Regions from separate parts of the Homo sapiens genome. Here all the other regions are linked to region 3. Evidence: read pairs that join two places in POLR2A ChIA-PET (ENCODE). Cell type or tissue: OCI-LY7. All regions are shown on one strand. Each heading gives the region's core, and the rest is flanking DNA. Links, peaks and the distances in the headings are about the cores only.

Evidence for each region. ChIA-PET counts read pairs that join two places held together with the same protein. Peaks named below come from ENCODE experiments on the same cell type or tissue, not always from the same donor. Only the 100,000 strongest peaks of a DNase experiment are listed, where the experiment ranks them.
Region 1: POLR2A ChIA-PET joins it to region 3 with 14 read pairs; 5 of 35 experiments call an interaction of 5 or more read pairs at or near these places.
Region 2: POLR2A ChIA-PET joins it to region 3 with 13 read pairs; 6 of 35 experiments call an interaction of 5 or more read pairs at or near these places.

The regions. Positions count from the first base shown.
Region 1 is chr14:65,270,106-65,275,756 of GRCh38, forward strand. No RefSeq gene overlaps it. Among named protein-coding and RNA genes, the nearest start is that of LINC02324, 51 kb to the left of the region's middle. In OCI-LY7, for the core only: no CTCF peak of the experiment used is centred there; no DNase peak of the experiment used is centred there.
Region 2 is chr14:65,318,262-65,323,912 of GRCh38, forward strand. No RefSeq gene overlaps it. Among named protein-coding and RNA genes, the nearest start is that of MIR4708, 14 kb to the right of the region's middle. RefSeq lists enhancers at 716-935, 3,006-3,115, 3,336-3,425. In OCI-LY7, for the core only: no CTCF peak of the experiment used is centred there; DNase peaks (open chromatin) are centred at 1,499, 2,820 and 3,240; H3K4me3 peaks cover 2,610 bases; H3K27ac peaks cover 3,356 bases.
Region 3 is chr14:65,202,934-65,208,584 of GRCh38, forward strand. No RefSeq gene overlaps it. Among named protein-coding and RNA genes, the nearest start is that of LINC02324, 17 kb to the right of the region's middle. RefSeq lists enhancers at 2,099-2,208, 5,472-5,561. In OCI-LY7, for the core only: no CTCF peak of the experiment used is centred there; DNase peaks (open chromatin) are centred at 2,638, 3,258, 3,658 and 3,988; H3K4me3 peaks cover 3,330 bases; H3K27ac peaks cover 4,000 bases.

The sequences.
Region 1 (5,651 bases), core at 740-4,739, 67 kb after region 3:
AGTCTCCAGAAAATGACTTAAAAGATTGTAGGTTGGGTGTGGTGGCTTATGCCTGTAATCCCAGCACTTTGGGAGGCTGAAGTGGGAGGATCAGTTGAGTCCAGATGTTTGAGACCAGCCTGGGCAGTAGTGAGACCTCATCTCTACAGAAAAATTAGCTGGGCCCCCATGGTGGCATGCGCCAAGAGGCTGAGGCAGGAGGATTGTTTGAGCCCAGGAGGCAGAGGTTGCAGTGAGCCGTGATTATTCCACTAAACTCCAACCTGGGCAACAGAGTGAGACTCTGTCCCCCCTGCTCTCCAGAAAAAGATTGCAGTTTAAAACTTTTATGAACTGAAGTAAAACTCCTTCCTATCTCCCCATATGCACCCATTCAAATGAATCAGAAATATGAATTTTAGATCTTCCTTTAATGACCTGAGTAGTGAAAAACAAGAAAAAGCATTGTTTACACATGAGTTGATAAACCACTTGGGGATAAGAAACAAGATGTGTACTCTACAGCCCCGTGCATTCTTTGCATGAAGCAGATACTCGATATATATTCACTGATTGGATCTGAATCTCCAAGAGGAAAGATAATTTAACCAAAACCACTACCGTCCTTAAAAAATGTCATCACTGTGTCAGACTGTGGAAGGAGGTGAGGCCTGATTTCTCCAGAAAGCAACCCAGGTGACAAAAGGGAAGACGGCACTCCTCTTTCTTCAAGGGCATCTAGAAGTCTTTGTTCTTTTTTAAGTAATGAACTGGAGACAAGGGTCTGACAATGAGTTTCACCTGCTCTTCCTGCTGCCATTCCAAGGCATGCACTTGAGTAGCCAATAGCTGAGGTGTAATGGCTTTGTAGCCTACTCTCCATCAGTAGTAACCCAGGGTAACCCAGGGCTGCCTCTGAAACTGCCAGACTCAGAGTTAAAATCCAATCAATTCAACAGATATTTATTGTGTTATTCATAATAACATATCACAGTTGTTGTTATTCAACAGATATTTAATGTGTTGCAGAAGAGTGCTAGTTTAGATTATAATTAGAGAAGAACCCAGGAATCTGGTGAGGTAGCTTGGAATAAGATTAGCTTTTAAATGTTGAAGATTTCTCTCTAAGACCTAGGCATGGGGTCCCAAAATAATCAGCAGAACCTAAGCTGCTAGATGAGAAAATATATGTCTAAAAAGGTGGGATGCTCACCATTCCACACTGGCTATTTGATGATTAGTGTGATCTGAACATGGACAGTGTTCCCTTGGTCAGTGATAGTTTTAGGTATAGGTATGTGACCCAATGCTGGTCAATAAGAAACAAAAAGAACCAATGCAGGAAGGCAGGGAGGGGACAGCAAAAGAGAAGTTTTCCAAGAAAGGTTAATACTGATAAAATGCTCCTCCATCACTGTTATATTTCAGATAATAGCCACCACTTGAACACTCTAAGAAGAAAAGAATTTAATTCAGGAAATTAGGTGCTTAAAAATTCACTGGTAGGCTAAAGGAGCAGGTCCTAGGCTATGTTGCCAGCAATAACCAGCAGAACATTGCAGAAATGTCTGCTAAAGAAGCTGCTACCTGTGTCCCCGTCAAGAAGGTGAAGGGACCAGGAAGCCACCACAGTAGGTGTGGCTCCAGAATGACACCTGTGGAAGTCCAGTGCCCCTGTGCCCATATTTGCAAGGAAACAGCAGACAACACAGACCACAGCCTCCTTCCAAATCTCAAGCAGGTACAAGTGATATGCATTCTTCAGTGTGAAGAATCCTACCCACTAGTCTATTAATGGAACACTCCTGCCCCTGTTCCCTCCCACCCCTCACTCCGTCCCAGGAGAGGTAAGTGAGGTATCTGACTGGCAAGTGTAGAAGAAGAAACTTGACATGCATGGACCAATCCCCTCCTCTTCTCTTTTCTGCCCACAGGGAGTATGCTTTCTGCCCTGTACAGACGTTTCCCCTGCAGGAGATGAATATTTGGAGCTACCCATGACTGGGTGGGAAAATGATATTGGGGTTTAGTATTAGGAAGCTCACTTGTCTACAGATAATGCTAATATCAGAGTTACCAGAAATAAAGATAATATTTTGATCACCATATGCCAACTCCTCCTGCCCCCACCCTTCTTTCTCTACTGATTCAAGAATCTGGTGAAGAAACTAGGGCTAGAGAAATGGAATCAAACTTTCCCGTGCTGCTAGATAACACCAGGCACTTGGTCTGTCATGAGGCCTCCTGCTTTATTTTATTGAGACGGAGTTTTGCTCTTGCTGCCCAGGCTGGAGTGCAATGGCACGATCACAGCTCACCGCAACCTCCACCTCCCAGGTTCAAGCGATTCTCTTGCCTCAGCCTCCCAAGTAGCTGGGGCTACAGGCATGTGCCACCATGCCCGGCTAATTTTGTATTTTTAGTAGAGACAGGGTTTCACCATGTTGGTCAGGCTGATCTTGAACTCCCGACCTCAGGTGATCCACCCGCCTTGGCCTCCCAAAGTGCTGGGATTACAGGCGTGAGCCACTGCACCCTGCCTACTACTTTATAACTCTCACAGTTTTCACAGTATTTCACACCTGTATCTCATATGATCCTCTCAACAACCTGTTCACAGAGGCATAATGGGCATTATTAGCTGAGGAGCTAATGCTGCAACTCTTAATGTTCATAACCTGTTCCATATCATGATACACATAGGAAACGGAAAAAAACATTTATGTGCACACACACACACACACACACACACACATATCACACTATGGAAAAAGTATGAGGCTGCTGGCACCAGAGGTAATTAACCCAGAGGTTCTAGCTGCCCTAGGCCTTGCATTGAGAGGATCAATATCTTATCATACCTGTAACCCACTCCCTGGCCACCAGTTAGGAAGTTCTGGCTTGGAGAAGTGTGCTAATTAGTTCAAGGCCACAAGGTTAATATATTAGTAGTTGATCCTTGAATAACACAGGGACAAGGGCACCAACTCCTGTGCAGTAAGAACTTCACATGTAACTTTTAACTCCCCCAAAACTTAACTACTAATGGCCTACTGTTGACTGGAAACCTTACCAATATTATAAACAACCAACTAACACATATTTTGTATGTCTTATATACTTATATACAATAAAGTATATATGCTTATATACAATAAAGCTTACTTATATACAATAAAGTAAGCTAGAGGAAAGAAAATGTTATTAATTATAGGCCTTGCATGGTGGCTCACACCTGTAATCCTAGCACTTTGGGAGGCCAAGGCAGGAGAATCACTTGAGTCTAGCAGTTTGAGGCCAGCCTGGGCAACACAGTGAGTCTCCATCTCTACAAAATAAAAAATAATTGACTGGGCACGGTGGCCCAACACTTTGGGAGGCTGAGGTGGGCAGATCACCTGAGGTCAGGAGTTTGAGACCAGCCTGGCCAACATGGTGAAACCCCGTCTCTACTGAAAATATGAAAATTAGCCAGACATGGTGGTGGGCGCCTATAATCCCAGCTACACGGAAGGCTGAAGCAGGAGAATTGCTTGAACCTGGGAGGCAGAGGTTGCAGTGAGCCGAGATAATGCCACTGCACTCTAGCCTGGGTGACAGAATGAGACTCTATCTCAAAAAAAAGAAAAAATTAAAAAAATAAATAAATAATTAGCTGGGTGTGGTGTTGTGCACCTATAGTTCCAGCTACTCCAGAGGCTGAGACAGAAGGATCACTTGAGCCCAGGAGTTCAAGGCTGCAGTGAGCTATGATTGTGTCACTGCACTCCAGCCTGCATGACAGAGCAAGACTCTGTCAAGAAAGAAAGGAAGGAGGGAAGGAAGGAAAAAGCGAAGGAAGGAAGGAAGGAAAATGAGGGAAGGAAGGAAGGAAAAGGAAGGAAGAAGGGAAGGAAGGAGAAAGAGAAAATATATTTATATTCATTACATGGAAGTGGATCATCACTTCCACTTCATCCTTATCATGTTCATGTTAAGTAGGCAGACTGAGAAGGAGGAGGAGGAAGAGGAGGGTTTGGTCTTCTTGTCTCTGGGGTGGCAGAGGCAAAAGAAAATTCACGTATAAGTGGACTGTGTAGTTCAAACCTGTGTTGTTCAAGGGCTAATTGTATATAGAAATTTGAGCTCAGATCCTCTAAGTCCAAATCCAAAGAATCTCAAACACAATCTGAAGTGGAAGAGGCATTTGTTACCTGCACACATCCCCACTATAGCTTACCGTAGGGTCAGAGAAGGTTCAAAGGGATGGCCTTTCCTTCTGGACCAATCTCTATCTAGAGATGCAACCTGCCTCCTATCAGGTCTCTTCCTTTCTGAGCCAGAGCAGGTTTTTCTAGTTACCTTCTGGAGAGGGGAGATCAGAGGAGTCTGCATTAAGTATCATGATCTGGGTAGTCCTCTGCTGATCTGGAAATCCACCATGGGGTGGGCAGTGCCTATTAGATAACCAAAATGCTGTCCCCACTTCTGAATACAAGCTAAGCCCCCCTGTCCAATGTGGTCAGGACAGTAGATATTTCACTAACTAAAAATATCTGCAAGGGAAACCAGGGAAAATGGTAAAAGCATACCTTAAACTTTCAATTTTAACTTAAAGCACATAAAGGTAAGTTTCGTTATCATTTTCTTTAAGGGTAGGATCAAGGCATTTTCTTGGAGCAGGTATCTATTAATTGAAGTTCTGCTTTATCTTTCTTGCATTCCCTGTATCTACAGTTTATTTATTTATTTTTTTGAGACAGAGTCTCGCTCTTTCGCCAGGTTGGAGTGCAGTGGTGTGATCTCAGCACACTGCAACCTCCACCTCCCAGGTTCAAGCAATTCTCCTGCCTCAGCCTCCCGAGTAGCTGGGATTACAGGAGTGTGCCATCATGCCCAGCTAATTTTTGTATTTTTAGTAGAGACGGAGTTTCACCATGTTGGCCAGGCTCGTCTTGATCTCTCGATCTCATGACCCGCCCACCTCGGCCTCCCAAAGTGTTGGGATTACAGGCGTGAGCCACTGCGCCCAACCTACAGTTTGTTTATTCTACAAATATGTGTTGTGTTCCTACTATGTGCCAGACATAATTTAGGTGATAAGGACACAGCAGTAAACAACACAAAGTCTCTGCACTCACAGAGCTTACTTTTCTATTGGAATCTACCATACATTCCAGTTTGGGTTTCTTTAGAGTAGAAGGAGAACTGAAACACACAAGGCAATCCGAGCCTTACTCTACATTACCGAGAATTACCCTAAAATATTTATGATTTTTTTGCTAGTCTTCACCACATGTCTTTCCCACACTAATTCAACAGCAATTTTTGTGTGTAACTTCTTTTTATCAAATCTTTCCAAAGCATACAACTCTAGTTTTCATAGGAACAAGAACTTATTTTTGCACTCACATTTCATTGGTTTTCATGATAATTAAATTGCATAATCAGAATTGCAAGTAGCATGGGCAGATGTGGGTTGGGAACCAATAGCCCTGGCTTCTTGTGAGCGCTTAGCTCAATTTGTGGGAACAGAAGTACCTGAGAGTACCTCTACTAGTTGGGTATCTGGCACGCCGTGGGCATTAGCGGGTTCTATAGAGGCAACAGGGAGCATCTGCTACCCGGATGATTTGGTTAGGTGGAGGTTCGCTTCAAGAGCTTCTGCCATATTGACCCACCTCTCTTCTCCA
Region 2 (5,651 bases), core at 740-4,739, 120 kb after region 3:
CAGGAGAGGGAGCGAGAAAGCCATCTGTGGAGATTTGCAGCCCTCACTTTTATCGGCAAAGCCTCCCCCTCTGAAGACATGATGAATTCAGCTATTTTGGGAGCAGGGATTATAGATGTGACCCACCTGGCTCAGCTCTGAGTAACTGCCTAAAATTCTTGACAATAGCAAAAAGAAAGGAGAATGAAAGTTAAAAAAAAAAAAAAATCTCTCAGTATAGTTCACTAACCTGCCAAATGCTTGATTGGCTTCTTTTTAGGCCCACAGCTCATTTTCTTCCAGAAAACATCCCAGGAGAACAGCAAGGATATGGGATCTGGGGAGTCGGAGGTCTTGGTTCTGGTCCCGGTTCTGCCATATATTAGCAGTGTGACCTTGGGCAAGTCATTCATCTGGCAAACATTTATTGAGGGCTTTATCCATGAGAATCATGGAAATGAAAGGTACAGTTTCTGCCTTCTGTGAGTGCACAGAAAATTGAGTAGAAAAAGATATTAGTAAGTAACTGTATCACAGTGTGATGAGCACTAAGACAGAGGTCCCATGAGAGAAGCCTAGAGGAGGGGTACCTAGCTCAGCCTGAAGGTGTGGTCAGGAAGTCTCCTAACCTCTCTGAGTTTCAGTTCCTCAGCTGTAAAATAGGGAGCTTTTATATATTTGTGAAGGGAACTGATAGAATGAAATGTACTTCATCTCCCAAATGAAGCCCCTTCAGTGACTCACACCTGTTTCTGTTTGTGAAAAGAAAGCTCATCACTGATCCCTACTATCCCTCCACTCAGGACTCTTTTTTTTTTTTTTTCTTGAGACAGGGTCTCACTCTGTCACCCAGGCTGGAGTGCAGCGGCATGATCTTGACTCACCACAACCTCCGCCTCCCAAGCTCAAGCAATTCTCGAGCCTCAGCCTCCCAAGTAGCTGGGATTACAGGCATGCGCCACCACTGCCTGGCTAATTTTTGTATTTTTAGTAGAGACCGGGTTTCACCATATTGGCCAGGTTTGTCTTGAACTCTTGACCTCAAATGATTCACCTCCTTTGGCCTTCCAAAGTGCTGGGATTACAGGTGTGAGCCACCGTGCCTGGCCACACTCAGGACTCTTTTGAGAAAAGGTTCTTGCCTCTCCCTGCTCCTACTTCAGTTTCCCCCCCACAGACCATGTACTTTCTTGGCTACCCATATGATCCATATGTATTAAATACTTTCCACGTAAATGTGCTAATGTGCTACACTGAGAGAGATGAGATTTACTGTACTGGGAGAGGAGGGAGCTGCTGGGCAAAAGGGATTAAAACTCAACTGGGGCAAAACAAAGAACAAGGAGGAGAGGTGAGATTCGACAGGAGGACCAGGAAAGCTGAAGGCAAATGAGACCAGCTCCTGGGAGAATCCTGACCTGTGCCCAGACAGGAACATAGGAAATACCTTGACAGATCCAGAAGTTCAGGACTGTTTGCCACTACATGAGGAAGAAGAAAAGCCAGCAGAACTGTTTCTTTTTAGTAGCCAGATTCGTTTAGCAAAAGCTCTGTCTTCTTAAGGGAACAAAATCAAAATGAAATTAAGAAGAGAACACAGACTTCTTGGATAATTAGGAAGATGATACCACTGCTTGCAAAGGCATATGCTTTCCTTCAAAGGCAAATCAAAAAGTGCATTTTTCATTCATTAATGCCTGCAGGCACTCATTCACTTAGTGCTGGGCACTGAATGGAATACAAAATTGTGCAAGACTCAGCTCTTGCCTTCAATTTTATCCTAGTAAGCTTTTCAATATAATTGTTTTAAATTTTTTTTTGTAGAGATGGGGATCTTGCTATATTGCCCAGGCTGGTCTCGGACTCTTGGGCTCAAATGATTCTCCTGCCTTGGCCTTCTGAAGTGCTGGTATTACAGGCATGAGCCACCATGCCTGGCCCTAGCAAACATTTATTGAGCATCTCTCTGTGTCAGACACTGGGCTCCATCCCAGGATTTAAAACTAAATAGCTGGGCGTGGTGGCTCATGCCTGTAATCCCAGCACTTTGGGAGGCCAAAGTGGGTGGATCACCTGAGGTCAGAAGTTTGAGACCAGCCTGGTCAACATGATGAAACCTTCTCTGTACTAAAAATACAAAAATTAGCTGGGCATGGAGGTGCATGCCTGTAATCCCAGCTACTCAGGAGGCTGAGGCAGGAGAATCACTTGAACCTAGGAGGTGGAGGTTGCAGTGAACTGAGATTGCCTGGGCAATAGAGTGAGACTCTGAAAGAAAGAGAGAGAGAGAAAGAGAAAGAAAGAGAGAAAGAAAGAAAGAAAAAGGAAGGAGAAAAAAATAGAGCACAATTTCTTACCTTAAGGAGAAAATCTGGTGGATTTGCTAATAAAATGTCTTCACACTTCTAATATTCTAAACATTGACTTGAACAGATATTATTCTTGCCTGTGATTCTGTCAGTTTTCTGGCCCTTGTTGGAAGAATAAATCCTCTGAATTTATTCTAGAGGCCTGGCAGTTCAGCTCTGAGCTCACAGTAGTTGTGACTGAGAGAAAAAATGGTCTGTTTCCCTATCTCTCCCCTACAGGTCTAAAAATGTACCTGGCTGGATCAGGAACATCCACTTTTTTCTCCAAATGAGAGGTTACACAAAGTGAGTCATTTTTCTAGCTTTTTAAAAAGCTTGATTCAACCTTCCAATTTCCCACCTTTCTCTTCCACCTGCCTTGTTTAATAATTAGGCTGTTTAATAAATGCATTTGATGAGGAGGAGCGGGAGGAGGATGGTGATTGTTAGGCCTTACAAGTCCCTGGGGAATGTAACAGCGTCCTCAGCCAGAGTCACTATGTTCTGGGTTGTCCCCTGAGCATCTTGCTGAGTGAAAAGGCCAGAGGCCCTTCCTGCTTTAGGGTGCAGGTTTGACTGACCTTGGGTCATTCTTTCCCTAAGTGCCCTGCCAAGAAACCAGGTTTGGTTCTTATCTCTTAACTTCCTTTTTGTTCTGCTCCTAGTTTAGCTTACATTTTTCTTACTTGGAGCTTTTACTAACAGCAGATGACCACTACTTTTCAAGTACCTGCTGGGCTTGGAAGGTAGAGAGCAAACTAGACTGGGTGAGGTGAGAAAAATCATCCAGGCCAGCTTGTGACAATGCAGAAGGGTCAGGAGGCCTCACTGGTGAAGCACATTTCAGTAGGCAGGCACGCAAGGCATGGACTTCAGGAAAGGAAGTGGTGGGAACCTACCCACAGATGAGAGAGAAACAGAGACAGCAGGACAGGGAGAGGTCGAGCTGGAGACAGACAGACACACATGTACGGGGGCCAGTGGGGAGGAGAGGAGAGAGACTATGTTCACAGTGACAGGCTACATAGCCTGGGGGTAAAAGGAGTCACAGAGATATGGGTTCATATTTCAGCTCCACCATTTACTAGCTCTATGTGACTTGCATATTACTAAGCAAGTCACTTAGCCTTCTCTAGCTTCTGTTTCCTCATCTATAAAATAGAGCTAATAATACCTATCTTGCACAGTCATTGTGAGAACTAGTGATAAAATATGCCAAGTCACTTGCACACAATAGGCCCTCAATTAATGGCAGCTGTAGTTATTTTTGGAGTACTTTTTATGTTCTAAGTACTAGCTAAGTTTGGGGGATATGGGTAGAAAGTGTGGTGTGACAAATAGGAATATCCAATGAATGGTCCTAAGAGCTCCTTTTGGGTTTGCCTGGCAATGGGCTACCTTACTGTTTCCCCAAGAGGAGAGGCTGGCTGTGCCCAACTTCAACTTCCTATGGTACCAGGAGATCTGAAGACACTAGCTGGGCATTTCATAGCACTTCCTTAAGCCTTGGGCCCCTATGCTCATGCTGATCAGTGTCTGAACCCTGAAATACTTTCCCACCACAGCAAAGTCCCTCTCAAGTTGACCTATGAAAAGGAAGAGGTACCAGGGGTCCCTCCTCAGATGATTGATGGTGCATCCAGCTGCACCCCAAAAAGCCCAACTGTCTACAGGATCCAGGGAGAGAAGAGGACCTGGATACCTGCACCTTTCTTGAGTTTTACCTGCCAACACCAATTAGCTTTTGTCTTAAATATATCTTATGGCTAGGTGCAGTGGCTCACACTTGTAATCCCAGTGCTTTGAGAGGCCAAGGCAGGAGGATTACTTGAGGCCAGGAGTTCAAGACCAACCTGGGAAATATAGCAAGACCCCACCTCTACAAAAAAAAAAAATTAAAAACTAGCTGGGTGTGGTGGTGTGTGCCTCTAGTCCCAGCTACCCAGAAAGCTGAGGTGGAAGGATCACTTGAGCCCAGGAGCTCAAGGCTGCAGTGAGCCATGATCAAGCCACTGCACTCCAGCCTGGGTGACAGAGCAAGACCCTCTGTCTTTTCAGTTATCAAATAAACTAATATTTCTTTGTAAGACCATATTGAAGGGTTTCCCTGACTGAGACATGTTCTGGAGAACTTCAGTACCACCACTATTTACTGATGGCTCACAATCAGAACATCATGATAAGGTTTGTGTGCAACTGGATCAATTAAGACCATCGATCTGAGTGCACTTTACAAACTCTAGGGTGCTGTACTAATGTTAGCCAACAAAACGTCTTATGTCGGCCGGGTGTAGTGGCTCACACCTGTAATCCCAGCACTTTGGGGACCGAGGCGGGATGATCACGAGGTCAGGAGTTCGAGACCAGCCTGACCAACATGGCGAAACCCCGTCTCTACTAAAAATACAAAATTAGCCGGGCGCGGTGGTGCATGCCTGTAATCCCAGCTACTCCGGAGGCTGAGGCAGGAGACTCGCTTGATCCCGGAAGGCGGAGGTTGCAGTGAGCCGAGATCACGCCACTGTACTCCAGCCTGGGCAATAGAGCCAGACTGCGTCTCAAAAAAAAAAAAAAAATGTCTAATGTAGTATGAAGACTACATTTATATAGAAGTAGGTTGAATGGTTCTCGCAGTGTTTTTGCTCAATACCTAGGGAGATATTTTGTACTCTGGAGTAGGGGAACAGTAAACGCTGAGGCTGATATCGTAGGTTGCTGTGTCTGCTGTCAAGTGTCCACCATGGAAGGAGCCTTTATAAAGCCTCAGTGTCCTTTTGCCTCTGAGTGCCTCTGGCCTCTAGCAACCTGTCTCCCAAACCACTCAGGTGATTAATCTGAGGTTTCCTAACCACGTGGATTTCAACAAACCACCAGATCCTACCTGCGATGGGAGCAAAAATTCCTCCCAGTTTCTCCCTAGGCATCCGGGGTCTGAGTGCAGCTCTCCCTGCCACATAAGGAGGGTTGACTTGGTGGAGAATATGGGAACAAGTATAGCATCTTCTTTGTTCCTTAAAACACCCTCAACTTAACATTTTACTTCTGTCTGCTTCAGCTGACAGCTTGAGAAAAACCAAATTGGTGGTTGGCTGGTTGGGTTTTTTTTCAACCTAACAACAAGCCTGGCTTAGAGCTATTCATTCTTCAGCTCCTGATACTGTGTGTCTATAGATAAACCGGCATATATATTATCAACTTTTGTTTACTTCTCCCCTAATGGAAGTCCATTAATTTCCCAATATATATTACAGAATGACTTGCCTGTTGCCAGCATTGGGAGGATAAATTAATCTTTAGTCCCTAGATGTTTAAGTTGGAAAATAA
Region 3 (5,651 bases), core at 776-4,775:
TCTGTAAAATGGACCAATCAGCACTTGGTAAAACAATCAGCAGGATGTGGGCGGGGCCAAATAAGGGAATAAAAGCTGGCCACCCCAGCCAGCAGCGGCAACCAGCTCAGGTGTCCTTCCATGCTGTAGAAGCTTTGTTCTTTCGCTCTTCACAATAAATCTTTTTGCTTCTCATTCTTTGGGTCCGCACTACTTTTATGAGCTGTAACACTCACTGCGGAGGTCTGCGGCTTCACTCCTGAAGTCAACAAGACCATGAACCCACTGGGAGGGAGGAACAAACAACTCCTGACACGCTGCCTTTAAGAGCTGTAACACTCACTGCGAAGGTCTGCAGCTTCACTCCTGAAGTCAGCGAGACCATAAACCCACCGGAAGGAAGAAATTCTGGACACATCTGAACATCTGAAGGAAAAAACTCCGGACACACCATCTTTAAGAACTATAATAATCACCGCGAGGGTCTGTGGCTTCATTCTTGAAGTCAGTGAGACCAAGAACCCACCGGAAGTAATAAATTCTGGACACAATATTTCTACTTACTCTGTTTTGTCTTAGCGCCTTAATTATACGTATGGGGCTTGTCTTACATTCTTGGTCTGTCTGTTCAGTCCTGCTTTGGATACACTTATGGCTCATGGGGTTTGCTATTTGTCTTCTGAGGGAGTGACAATGCCCCACTTAGAGCATCTCATCCCTAAGCCACTGGCTGCTCACTCTGGTATCATGTGCATATATGAAAGTGTCCAAGGCCAGATCCTGGTCTGAGACATCTCCCCAGGGGGTTCACACGTTTTGTTGCTACTGCTGTGGTTGTTGGTTCCTGGAATCCCTGTTTCCCTCTATGGTCTCTCCAGCATGGATTTGGGAGAGGGAGCCGGCCACCCTGCTTACTGCCAACTTGGCAAGGACTGGGAGTGTTTTTCTGGCTCATTTCTGTTTCTTGTGTAACCTATCCGTGCTGCATTTTCTTTTTCTTTTCTGTTTTTTCAAGACGGAGTCTTGTTCTGTTGCCCAGGCTGGAGTGCAGTAACACGACCTCGGCTAACTGCAATCTCTGTCTCCCCGGTTCAGGTGATTCTCCTGCCTCAGCCTCCCAAGTAACTGGGACTACAGGCATGCGCCACCACGCCTGGCCAATTTTTTGTATTTTTAAGAGATAGGGTTTCACCATGTTAGCCAGGCTGGTCTCGAACTCCTGACCTCATGTGATCCACCTGCGTCGACCTCCCAAAGTGCTGGGATTACAGGTGTGAGCCACTGTGCCCAGCCATTTTCTCTTACTTGTAGATGGATGAAGCCTATGTTACTATAATTTGCTGAGTATGTGTATTTCTCCATTTTTATTGGTCCATTTCAATTCATTTGCAAAGGGCCAATCAACTGCTACTGTGTTTAATTCCAGAATCCTGCTAGTGGAGGTTTATAAACAAGGTATCTGTGAGGAGATGGGGATCTGAAGGGTGCCCTGCAGGGAAGCTTACTCGAGCCCTGGTTGGTACCTTGGTGACCCCAAGCCCCATGCAAATCATAATGTTGGCTTTTCTGGTGTGGCTACTCCCCACCCTAAGTCACACTGTTACTATCTGGCCAGCCTAAGACCCCCAGGCAAACAAAGATGACCTCCCGGGGGCCAAGGGTAAAGACTAGACCTCTTTGAGGGGCAAGGTTCAATTCTTTACTGCACAGGTAGGGAGACTTAGGCTGCAGCCCGGCTCTGAGAAAGGTTCAGCTGGGTGGAGGAGGAGTCTCTGGGCCAAAGCTGCCCTTTGGAGGAGTCCTGGATCTTGCAGAAATGGCCTGCTTAGTGCCCACCCCCTGCACCCCTGCTCAGCACTGGCTGGGAGTAAGCCTGGGGACTGTGGCTTCAGTGTGAATGTGGGGGTGGGGTGGATGCAGAGCAGTAGCATGTGGGGTATCCAGCCAGGCCTGCTCCACAGAGCAGGAGAGCAGAGCTGGGAAGGGACAGTGGGGATGTGATCTGTTAGCCTTCTGGCTGCAGCGCAGTGCAGACCTCCCTTGCCTGATATGACTGGGTCTCCACCTCTTCCACCCCAGTCTCCTGACTCCTGCAAAAAAAGAAAAGGGGGTGTGCAGGGCTGCCAAACACAGCCATGTCAGGGTGGGCCGGTCCCTGCATTGTGCGCCCACCTGCTGCTGCTGTGTTGTAGGGGAAACCGACCAAAGCACGTAGAGTTAGAACAAAACAAGAACATGGGCTGTGGAGACAGGCTGGCTTCCATGTGCCAGTCTCTCCTGCAGCTTCTGCTCTGGCTGCTGCTCTCTCAGGATCCCGTGCAGCTTTGCCTCGGCCTCACACAGGAGAGTTCTCACACGTAAGGTGGGCCTAGGGGCTGCGGCTCAGAGTCTCCTGTATTGGGATCATTACACATGTCCAGAGTGACAGCTGAGAGGAAAGGGTCCTTGCTTGTGTGCTCAGGAGATGGCTAGGGAGGAGCCACCCCAGGGGAGTTGCCACAGCCAGAATTGCTCTGCTAGGCCCTTCCCTGAAGAGACTTCAATTCTTTTATAGATTTCTCCTTCTTAAACCCAACAAGCTGTTTGGGCAAGAAACCAGGTGAAAGAAACTGAGATTATAGGGGAAGTGTGAAGTGTAGACCAATCATGTGGAACAAGGAAGGGGCGTGACTCAAAAACATAACGTGTGTGTGTGTGTGTGTGTGTGTGTGTGTGTGTGTGCGCGTGCTGACTGGCAGAGCTGGGCCTGCTCTTTATTTGGGAGCCTGCTTGCTACTTTCACCTGTGTTTTCAGCTTGTCTTAGTGCTTTTCTCTCTCATAGTCCAATCCCAGCCCAGCAGATGGTTCACTATGCTTTTAATTGAAGAATGAGGAGGAATCTTTGCACACTTAAAAAACATCCATGGCTGGGTACAGGGGCTAATGCCTGTAGTCCCAGAACTGGGAGGCCATGGCAGGAGGGCACTTGAGCCCAGGAATTCGAGGCTGTAGTGGGCTGCGATCACTGCACTCCAGCCCGGGCGAGAGAGTGAAACTCTATCTCAAAAAAACAAAACAAGATACCATCCAATCCTGGGCCAAGCCCCCACCAACACTGATCCTAAAGGAAAGAAAGCATGGCTGCAGCAGGCACAACAGGACACAGCCCCACCCTTGGAACATCGTGCTCCTGGGGACAAGACACTGGATGCGGAAGCTGGCATCCTAGAACTGACTTTTTCGTTGAGTATTATTACTGTGTTTCCTGGATTCTAAAACACTATTGATTGCAAGATGCACCATTATTCTTTTCTTTCAAATCTAGATCTGCAAACGCCATCATTTTAATAACTGCTTTTAGGCGGAGGAAAAGAAACACAACCACATCAAACGCATGCATCAACTGAAACACCCATCCTGATTTCGGGACCCTGAAAATAAGAAAAATACAGCGCATCTTAAAACTGAAATGGGAAAAAAAAAAAGGAGAACTTATAAAAACTAAATACAGAGGAGACTTTTTCTAATTCTGGAAATGAGATGCAAAACCAATACCCACATTTTGGAATCATAGTATGAGTAGGCTTTTTACCATGTATCACTGCTATTCCTTTTTTTTTTTTTTTGAGAGGAAGAAGGCGTGAGTTGACCTGGTATTACTCACCCAAAAGTGAGGCATTGGGGATATTTATATTCAGCAAGCAGTGCAGGGTTTAAACTGGTGAGTAGATATTTGCATCTTCTAACCACAAAAGTAAAATAAGAGAACTAACTGAAATTTCAGTTTTAGAATGATGATAGCTAATACTTGTGGAGCTCCTTTTTCTCCAGGCACTGCTCTAGGTCCTTTGAATGTATTAACTCATTTAACCCCATGAAAATCCTATGAGAAGGTGCAATGAACAGCTCTAGTCATAGGGATGGGAACAAGGAATCATAGAGATATTAAGCAGTGTGCTCAGGGTCCCATTGCTAGTGTATAGACTTGCACAAGGATAGTATGGCCCTATAGCCCCTCCTCTTAACTGCACTATACGGCCTCTACTAAAGCGTAAGTGAGGGAAATAGACCAAACAAAACTGAGAGTTTGTGGGTGGAGGAAATGCTGAGTTGGGCTAAAGGCAGGAGTATGCTGGTAAAGTGGCTCTTTTCTCCCACCCCAAATGCCCTAGTTCATAACATTTGCCAATTTCCTTGGTGTAAATACTTCCAACAGTGGCCGATTTCAAGACACCAACCTGCTGTTAAAATTCTGAGTGTTTAACAATTGCCTCTCTGGAGCCAGTATAAGCTGGCCCTAGCACGCCACTGGCTGAAAGTAATTGTCCAAATTAATATGCAGCGGTTTAGCCAGGAACGTTTTTTGTGTCATGTTAAATTAAGCCAACTGTGGGTGCGACTCTGCATGTGTGTTCAGGGCTTGGAAATTGTTTCTCCCCTTCTGCTTCTGTAACCACCCAAGGGGTTCACCTTGCCCGCTGCCTAGACAGAGCCGATTTATCAAGACAGGGGAATTGCAATGGAGAAAGAGTAATTCGCTCAGAGCTGGCTGTGTGGGAGACCTGAGTTTTATTACTCAAATCAGTCTCCCCAAGCATTCGGGGAGCAGAGTTGATGTTTGTTTTTTGTTTTGTTTTTTTTTTTAGACGGAGTCTTGCTCTGTCGCCAGGCTGGAATGCAGTGGAGCGTCCTCGGCTCACTGCAATCTCTGCCTCCCAGGTTTAAGCAATTCCCCTGCCTCAGCCTCCTGAGTAGCTAAGACTACAGGTGCGCACCACCACACCCAGCTATTTTTTTTTTTTTTTGTATTTTAGTAGAGACGGGGTTTCACCATGTTGGCCAGCATGGTCTCCATCTCCTGACCTCGTGATCCGCCCACCTCGGCCTCCCAAAGTGCTGGGATTACAGGCATGAGCCACCACACCCAAGAAGCAGAATTTTTAAGAACAACTTGGTGGGTTGGGGCTGGGCACAGTGGCTCATGGCTGTAATCCCAGCACTTTGGGAGGCTGAGGCAGGCAGATCATGAGCTCAGGAGTCGGAGACCAGCCTGACCAACATAGTGAAACTCCATCTCTACTAAAAATACAAAAATTAGCTGGGCATGGTGGCGTGCGCCTGTAATCCCAGCTACTCAGGAGGCTGAGGCAGGAGAATCACTTGAACCTGCGGGGGCAGAGTTTGCAGTTAGCCGAGATCGCCCCACTGCACTCCAGCCTGGGTGACAGAGGGAGACTCCGTCTCAAAAAAAAAAAAAAAAAAAAAAAAAGAACAACTTGGTGGGTTGGGGGTGGGGAGCCGGTGAGCTGGGAGTGCAGGTTGGTCAGGGATGAAATCATAGGGGGTTGAAGCTGTCTGCACCGAGTTAGTTCCTGGGTAGGAGCCACAAGATCACATGATTCAGTTTATCAGTCTGGGTGGTGCCAACTGATCCATCAAGTGCAGAGTCTACAAAATAGCTCAAACACTAATCTTAGGAGCAGTTTAGTGAGGGTCAGAATCTTGTAGCCTCCAGCAGCATGACTCCTACAACCATAATTTCTAGTCTTGTGGCTGTTAGTCCTACAAAGGCAATCTAGTCCCTAGGCAAAAAGGAGGTCTGCTTTGGGAAAGGGCTGTTACCGTCATCTTTGTTTTAAACTATAAACTACATTTCTCCCAGTTAGTTCAGCCTACGCCCAGGAATGAACAA